2 separate regions of the Homo sapiens genome follow, and region 1 is linked to region 2. A link is a contact called in ENCODE Hi-C or POLR2A ChIA-PET data. All regions are on one chromosome and are shown on one strand. Each heading gives the region's core, a stretch centred on a gene start or an enhancer-like site at or near the end of the contact. The rest is flanking DNA. Distances are from core to core; before and after follow the strand shown.

What was found. A loop is a pair of places that touch in the nucleus more often than their neighbours do. ChIA-PET counts read pairs that join two places held with the same protein, here RNA polymerase II (POLR2A). Pooled maps may share reads with other maps.
Region 1: a loop to region 2 is called in a pooled map, with 2.2 times the contacts of the local background. The contact joins the promoter of CMTM7 here to the enhancer-like site in region 2. A Hi-C loop is called at or near these places in 2 of 168 maps with a recorded cell type or tissue (CD4-positive, alpha-beta T cell and colonic mucosa) and 3 of 50 pooled maps. POLR2A ChIA-PET finds 5 or more read pairs at or near these places in 10 of 52 experiments (AG04450, B cell, CD4-positive, alpha-beta T cell and 5 more).

Annotation. Positions count from the first base shown.
Region 1 is chr3:32,390,332-32,394,341 of GRCh38, reverse strand. CMTM7 (CKLF like MARVEL transmembrane domain containing 7) reads right to left here and starts at 2,489. Exons shown (of 5, transcript NM_138410.4): 1 at 2,277-2,489. The coding sequence starts at 2,435.
Region 2 is chr3:32,311,017-32,315,332 of GRCh38, reverse strand. The region is part of intron 1 of CMTM8 (CKLF like MARVEL transmembrane domain containing 8); the gene reads right to left. Among named protein-coding and RNA genes, the nearest start is that of CMTM8, 74 kb to the right of the region's middle. Within about 2 kb of position 1,297, at least 5 of the 41 ENCODE cell types and tissues checked have a DNase peak (open chromatin) inside an H3K27ac peak, as active enhancers do.

The DNA.
Region 1 (4,010 bases), core at 1,240-3,739, 78 kb before region 2:
CATAGAAAGAAAGCCCCAATGGGTGGCATTAATTTAGCTGCTTCTGCCCTTCCCCAATGTTAAAACTTGGCTAAACAAGCATTTTCCAGCAAAGAAGACAAATGAACCTCAAATGCCCAAGCAGAGTCTTAGAAAAGAGGAGAAGTGGGAAAATAGGGAGGAGTTAGATAAGAGGCCCAAGTAGATAGCCCTAACTAGGACTAATACAGCCATCCTGCAAGGGCAACTTTGCTCCCAGAGGGTCTGATCAAACAAGCCTGCAGCAGTGATGGGGAATCCTCCAGGGCAGGTGTAAGACTCCTCAGCATGGTTTTAAGAGGAGCACATAGAGAATAAGCAACCAGATAAAGAAATTATTCAAGTCTTTGTTCTCTTTTTTGGAACAACAGGCCCCACTCTTGCCACTTGCAAATTGGCCCAAGGACCACAGGCCAGAGGCTAGCTGAGGAGCTTAAGATGAGATGGAGATTTCTCATCTCCCAGTATCTTTATTCATCAAAATCATGGACCACATGAAGGCTTCTCATCTCCATTACCTTTTCTTTGTACCTTTTTTTTTTTTTTTTTTTGAGACAGGCCTCCCTCCGTCACGCAGACTAGTGCAGTGGCACAGTTCACTGACCTTCTCAGTTCAATCAATCCTCTCACCTCAGCCTCCCAAGTAACTGGGACTAGAGGCCCATGCCAACCACACAAGGTTTTAAAATTTTTTTTGTAGAGATGGGGTCTCGCTATGTTGCCGAGGTTTCATCTCCATTATGTTTGTGTACCAAACTCATAGACCAACAAGAAGACTTTTCATCCCACAATATCTTTGTCCAGCAAACTCAGGGGCCAAGATGGAGGCTTCTGATCCCATTCTCTGTCTACCAAACTCATCCCTTCCAATGCTCAGGTAGGATATGTCTCACCCCAGCCCATCTTTTAAGGATGGTGAGATGGGCTGGTCTCTTCTATTTGGCTGATCAAATCTCTTAGCCTGGGCCAAAAAATGCCCTGCTCAAACCCAACAATGCTCAGCACCAGATTTTTTTGTACGTTGCTGAAATGGCTCTTCCTAGTTTTTGGTCTATCTAGACACCGTTCTTAGGGAGGCAGGAACTCAGCGCCCCTTCTCTTTAGGTCTGGCCCAAGCAAGACATGAGGGCCACCTCATGCACACTCAGTGTCTGGAATGGCAGTGCTATAGATGCACAGACGTCCTGTGCCCAACCCCCTGGGGCCAGGCCACCTTAGCAGGCCCCAGCTTCTGGGTGTGTGACCTTGTCCAGCCCCACACTCCTTTCCCCACACCTCTTTTTGAAACTTACCGCTCCCCTCCCCACCGTTCTTGGTGCAAACATTACAATGGTGGAGACTCACAAACAGCCCAACCCAGTTTCAAAACACATCATACAAACGGAAAAGTTGTTTCAGATTACAAACTTTTAAAGAAGAAAAAAACGGGAGGGGAGAAAAGAAAAGAGTGGGGAACAAGAGAATCGGCCAGGCAACGTCTGCCCTGGTAGGAGGCCCTTGTGCTGAGTTGGTCACAATCCAAGCCCAGACACTCATCCTGCCTGGCTCCACGGGTGACTCCCATTCAACAGTCTGGCTCCCCTACATGAGTACCAGCCCCTGACAACAGGCCTTTCCCAACTGACCCCCTGCCCTCCAGAGCCCCCTGAGACCCGGGCCCTCCCTCGGAACTTGAGGGCGCAGGGGACCAGGACGGCCGTCTCAACGGTCCCAGTTCTTTTTCCCCACTATGGAACACAAGACCCTCTGACCTCCTCCTTCGAGCGAAACTGCACACAGAGCAGGGAAGCCCTGCCGCGCTGGGTTCGGAGGAAAGAGGAGGCCGTGGACGGGGAAGAGGTCGGGTTTCGCTCCCTCAGCGCCGCCGCCTGGGCGACTCTTCCACCCCCGGCTCGGGTTCGAAGCGGCGCGGCCCAGAGAAGAGGAAGAAAGACGAAAAGGAACTTTGCCCGTGGTTTCAGTCAGTAGGCGGGTCAGGCTTCGCAGGGGGGTGGCCGGAGAAACTTGCGACCCTGGCGACCTGGGTCCGCGGGAGCAAGGGCCGGGGCGGCTCTGGGGACTGAGCTCCAGCGCGGGGGCTGCGGCAGCAACTTTCCCGGAGGAAGCCTGCCGCGAACTTTAGCGACGCGGTGCCCCGCCCGCTGCGCGATGCTCCCTGGGCTCCGGCCGGGTCCAGACGCCCGGCGCGTCCGCTCCCGGACCCCTGCTTTCCCGGGACGCCCTGTAGAACCTCGGCCTCGCGCCCCGCGCTCACTTACCATTTGCGCCACTTTCAGCAGGGCCGCGTGGGTGCGGGGGTAGCTGAGGTCCAGCAGCCCCTCCAAGGGGCTCGCGCTGGGCTGGGCCGCGCCGGCCCCGGGTCCGAGCGCGCTGCCGCTGCTGCACGTGGTGCGGACGAGCCCGGCTCCGTGCGACATTGCGCGGCCCCAGCTCGCTGGCCGCCTCCCCGGGCAGCTGCCCAGGGGCCAGATACAGAGGGCGGGCCGGGGGCGGGCGGGGGCGGGCGCTGGCGAGGGCGGGGCGCCCGGGTCCCTGCCCCGCTGCTGGAGACGCGGAGCCGCCTCTGGCGGGATCCCTCCGGTGACTGGCCGGCCGGCGCCTTCCAGAAAGGTAGCGGCAGTCCCGGCCCTCGTAGATGCGCGGAAGTTAGACTGGAGCGAGAGGAAACCGGATGCCTTGGGTCGTGGCCTCTCCGAGGTGGGCAAGGCCCGGACCACAGCTGGTACTGAGCCTCCTGGGATTTTGTGTGGGTGCGGCTGCGGATGTGTGCTGAGAGCACTTTACTGAAGTTTAACTTACATAAAGTGTGATGCCCAGACCTTACGTGTTCAGCTCCACTAATTTTTATATATGTGTACACCTGTGTAACCGTCGCCCAGATCAACAAATAGAACGTGCCCATCACCCCAGAAAGTTCCGTGGTGGGCCTTCCTGACCTACCTTCCTTCCCTGGCCCCATCCTTATCCAGCCTCAGGCAACCACTACAGTGTATTCTGCTTTCTGTCACTGTAGGTTCATTTTGCCTGTTCTTGGACTTCATAAACTTGAAGTAATACAGAATATTCTCCTTCAACATAACAAATTAGAAGATCCATCCTGTTGGGAATATAAGTAGTTCATATCAGTTCCTTCCTTTTTATTGCTGAGTAGTACTCCACTGTGCAAAGATACCGTATTTTTTAAACGTTTACCCAGTTGATGGACACCAAGCTTGCTTCCTTCCTACCTGCTTGCCTGCCTCCTTCCCTCCTTCCGGCCTTTCCCCCCTCCCTCATCTCTTTTCTGGCTATAGTCACTATTATGGTACACGTTTTTTTGGTGGATACAAACTCTCATTTCTCTGGGACAAATATCTGCAAGTGAACGCACTGGTTACAAGGGGAGCATATGTTTGCTTCTGTTAGAAGCTGTCAGCCTGGGGAACATGGCCAGACCTCATTTCTACAAAAAACAAAAAATAAAAATAAATTAGCTGGGCCGGGCGCGGTGGCTCACGCCTGTAATTCCAGCACTTTGGGAGGCCGAGGCGGGCGGATCACGAGGTCAGGAGATCGAGACCATTCTGGCTAACACGGTGAAACCCCGTCTCTACTAAAAATACAAAAAATTAGCTGGGCGTGGTGGCGGGCGCCTGCAGTCACAGCTACTCGGGATGCTGAGAATGGCGTGAACCCGGGAGGCGGAGCTTGCAGTGAGCAGAGCTTGCGCCACTGCATTCGAGCCTGGGCGACAGAGCGAGACTCTGTCTCAAAATAAAAATAAAAATAAAAATAAATAAATAAATAAATTAGCTGGGTGCAGTGGCACATGCCTGTTCAGGAGGCTGAGTCTGGAGGAGCCTTGGAGCCCAGGAGGTTGAGGCTGCAGTGAGCCATGACAGTGGCATTGCACTCCAGCCTGGGCCACAGAGCAAGACCTTGTCTCAATTAAAAAAAAAAAAAAAGACAAGAAAAAGAAAAAGCTGTCAAACAGCTATCCAAGTGACATTCTA
Region 2 (4,316 bases), core at 48-2,547:
CATGGTAAAACCTCGCCTCTAATAAAAATACAAAAATTAGCTGGGTGTGGTGGCATGCGCCTGTAATCCCAGCTACTCGGGAGGCTGAGGCAGGAGAATCACTTGAACCTGGGAGGCAGAGGTTGCGGTGAGCTGAGATCGTGCCACTGCACTCCAGCCTGAGTGACAGAGTGAAACTCCATCTCAAAAAGAAAAAAAAAAAAAGAAGAAGAAGAAGAAGAAAACAGAGGCTGTGGCTTAGTTACCTTTGTTTCCCCACAGCACTTAGTTCACCACTGAACCAATGACCAAAGGCTCACTGGGGCACTCAAAAGTCAGGAAGTATGAACAGGGAAACAGGGACAACTGTGATGGGAATTTTTTTGCCACTTATTAAGTTTTCACCTATGTTCACTAGAACGCAAAAAAAAAATAAAGATCTGTGTACAAGGCTATCAATATCTCCATCAACAAGGCCTCAGTTGGACCCCCCCCGCCACCCAACCCTGAGCCTACCCTAGAAAATTTTCCTTCCTTACCAATAATGGAAAGAAAGAAAGGCATATTAACATTTCTAGCCCTGGCGTGGAGGCTCATGCCTGCAGTCCAAGCACTTTGGGAGGCCAAGACAAGTGGATCCCTTGCCCAGGAGTTTGAGACCAGCCTGGCCCACACAGTAAAACCCTGTCTTACCAAAAACACAAAAATCAGCTGGGTGTGGTGGCATGCGCCTGTAATCCTAGCTACTTGGGAGGCTGAGGCATGAGAATTGATTGAATCCGGGAAGTGGAGGTCACAGTGAGCTGGGATGGTGCCACTGCACTTTAGCCTGGGCAACAGAGTGAGACTCTGTCTTTAAAAAAAAAAAAAAAATTTTCTGGCTTACTCTGCCTACCCACCCTCTCCCCAGTAGGACCTGCCTTCACACCCCTGGTGTCTGAAGGGCTGGCTGCTCTTGAACTAGGAACTTGCATCAACCCTCCCTCAATTTCTGCAGAGCAGCCACTGGTCAGGAGCTTCCAGCACTCCTCAGCAAATCCTCTGGTACCCCAACCAGCCCCTGCAGCCCTGATACACCCAACATTGCTCTCATGTCATAATAACCACAGAATAACAAGGTTGCCCTTTTCTTAACTCACACTGCTCCCCTTTCTCCAGAGGGCCCAATGGTTGATGGAGAACAAAGTAATGATGCTTTACTTTTGTAGGGTGTAGCTGCTACTGCAGCTGTACTAGCCTCCAAAATGAGAAATAGATCCTGTAGAACCCTCTCCAGGAACTAGCCTCGGCAGCTTCTCTGAGACTGAGTCATCTTCCTTTATGATGCTTAGAGAGTACTGGCATCCAGATCTTTTTTTCTGAGACAGGGTCTCGCTCTGTCACCCAGGCTTGAGTGCAGTGGTACGATCATGGCTCACTGTAGCCTCAACCTCCCAGGCTCAAGCAGTAAATTTTCACCCAGTAAATTCCACTCCTCACCCTTCTATGTGTCCACGAGCCTAATCTTTCCTGGTCGTGTGACAAGAACATGGTTTTTTTCTATAACAGCACAATGAGTCATTCTTCCTCCCACTCTTCCCTCTTCACCTGGTCTTTTAAAGCAGTGCTTTGCAAAGTGTATCAGTTACCTGTAACTTGCTAAACACGGATTCCAGAGCACTAAACCCCCAGAGATTCTGACCCAGTAGTTCTGGGATGGGTCCCAGATGTCTGCATTTTTAACAATTTCTCCAAGAGATTTGGATGCTGGGCCAGGCCTGGTGGCTCAAACCTGTAATCTCAGCACTTTGGGAGGCCAAGGTGGGCACCTTGCTTGAGCTCAGGAGTTTGAGACCAGCCTGGGCAACATGGCATAACCCCTTCTCTATTAAAAATACCAAAAAATTAGCCGGGCATAGTGGCATGAGCCTGTAGTTCCAGCTACACAGGAGGCTGAGGTGGGAGCCTGCTAACAGGCTCTCCACCTCACTGACTGAATCCCAGCTCACTACACAGGAATACGAAATGCTAGGCTCCCCCCTGCTGCAAATAGCATGAAATTTCCAAGGCCCCACCCTGTTCTCCCAGTGCTCAGGTGGACATTACTCAGAAAGAATCCGTCGGGAAAGAGCGGGCTTCATTCGGGACCAGCAGTCTGGTTTTTCAGTTTTCAGGCTGTTTTAGGCTTAAGGTGGGGTTTCACCAGGGGCAGGAGTTGGCTGCCTCCTGTCTCCATCAGTGCTAGGCAGAATAATGGCCTCCAAGAGATGTTCATGCCCTGATCCTCAGAACCCATGAATATGTTACCTTACATGGTGTGATACTGTGATATAATAAGATATACATTTTGGTCTTCATCCACAGTTCTTGCCTTATAGCTCCTAAAACCCTTATAATTTCCTAAGTGATTAGAGCAATAGGAATATCTTTTATTATAAGATTTGGTCTTTTGTCCTTGGTTCCTGGAACAGCCCTGGACCAATAAAGGTGAAAAAAAGTCTTGTTATTTAATAACAAGCCCCTTTCAACCACATCTGAGTTTATGTTAATAAGGTGATTTCTGGAAAGCTACTAGATAACCACCACAGGATCGGGGGCGGTTGCTAGGGGGCACAAATCATGTGATTAGAGGGTTAGAACCTTCAGCCCGACATCCCAACCTCTGGGTAGGGAAGAGGGACTGAAGATTGAATTGATCACCAATGGCCAGTGATTTAATCTAGCGTGCTTCTGTCATGCAGCCTCCATAAGAACCTCAAAGGACAGAGTTTGCAGAGCTTCAAGGTTGGTGAGGAAGAACATGTTCACATGCCAGGAGGGTGGTGACCCCCAACTCCATGGGGACACAGCTCCTGCTCCACACCCCTGCCCACATGCCTTGCCCTGGGTACCTCAGCTTCTGGCTGTTCATCTGTATCCTTTGTAATATCCTTTACAGTAAATGTGTTTCCTGAGTTCTGTGAGCTGTTCTAGCAAGTGATTGTACCTGAGGTGGGGGTCACAGGAACTGCCAATTTGTAGCTAAGTCAGACAGAAATTGTGGGATTACCTGGGGACTGAGAAAGAAAAGAAACTTTTTATCTGAGGGATGCGGGCCCCCTTTAAATTATCAAGCCTAGGGAGGCATTGAAATGAGACATTTCATTTCAGGGGTCACATCTTACCCCTCTGCCCTTGAACTAAGTAATCATCTCCGAGTTGCTTGCTATGAGGGCTCTAGACTGACGCCACAAATAGCTATAAATTAACGTAACAATGCCATACACTGGATACCATAACCCATACCCTGTAGTTCAACAAAGTATAGCCAATCTCTCATCAATGTTACTTCCGTAAACCAAGGAGAATTCTTGAAAACAATTTTTATAATCGCCCCTCCTCTGAGTCATCCTTTTTTCTTTAAAAGCTGAAGCCTCTCTTTTGTTCTCCAGAGGACTTCCCAGTGCTTCCCGGGCTGCAGTCATCAACTTATCCCAAAGCAATTCTCTACCTGTGTTAATTTGCCTCAGTTTCTTCCTTTAGGTCAACAGGACCTACTACTTGCAATTGGCGTTTGAAGTGGGCAGGGGCAGTCTGGTGGGACTGAGACTTCAACCTGTGGGATCTGTGCTAACTCCAGTTAGTGTCAGAATTGAATTGATTTATAGGACATCCAGCTGGTGGAGAATCGGTTGGTGTGGGGGGAAAAAGAACTACACATGTGGCCACAGAAGTGGGCTGACTATGAATACTAGAGAGGAAACAGGAGTTTCACATGGCAAAGAGGACATTGCACATGGGATTAAGAATCTTAAAGTGAGGAAGTTCTCCTGGATTACGAGATGAGCCTGATATAGTCACAAGGGTCCACAAAGGTGAAAAACGAGTCGGGAGAGTGGAACGGAGCCATGAGCCCAGGAAGGCAGCTGGAGAGACAAGGGAACCAATTCTCTCCTAGAGCCTCCAGAAGGAGCGAAGTCCTGCCAGATGGCAAATATTTTAAGCTTTGCAGCCATACGGTCTCTGTCACAATGATTCAACTCTGTCCTTGGAGCACAAAGGCAGCTATAGACAGTTCACAAGTGAATGGCTGTGTTCCAATAAAACTATTTGTAGACACTGAAATTTGAATTGCATATAATTTTTTACAAACTGCAAAACAGTATTCTTGTTTTAATTTTTTCCGCAACCGTTAAAAAATATAAAAGTCATTCTTAGCTTGCGGGTCACACAAAAACACGTCATGGGCTGGGTCTGGCCTGTAGGCTGTGGTTTGCTGACCATCCCCGATACCGTATATACTCTTTTGTGTCTGGCTTCTGATTCAACACAATGTCTAAAATTCATCCAGGTCGTTTACATTAGTAATTTACATTGCT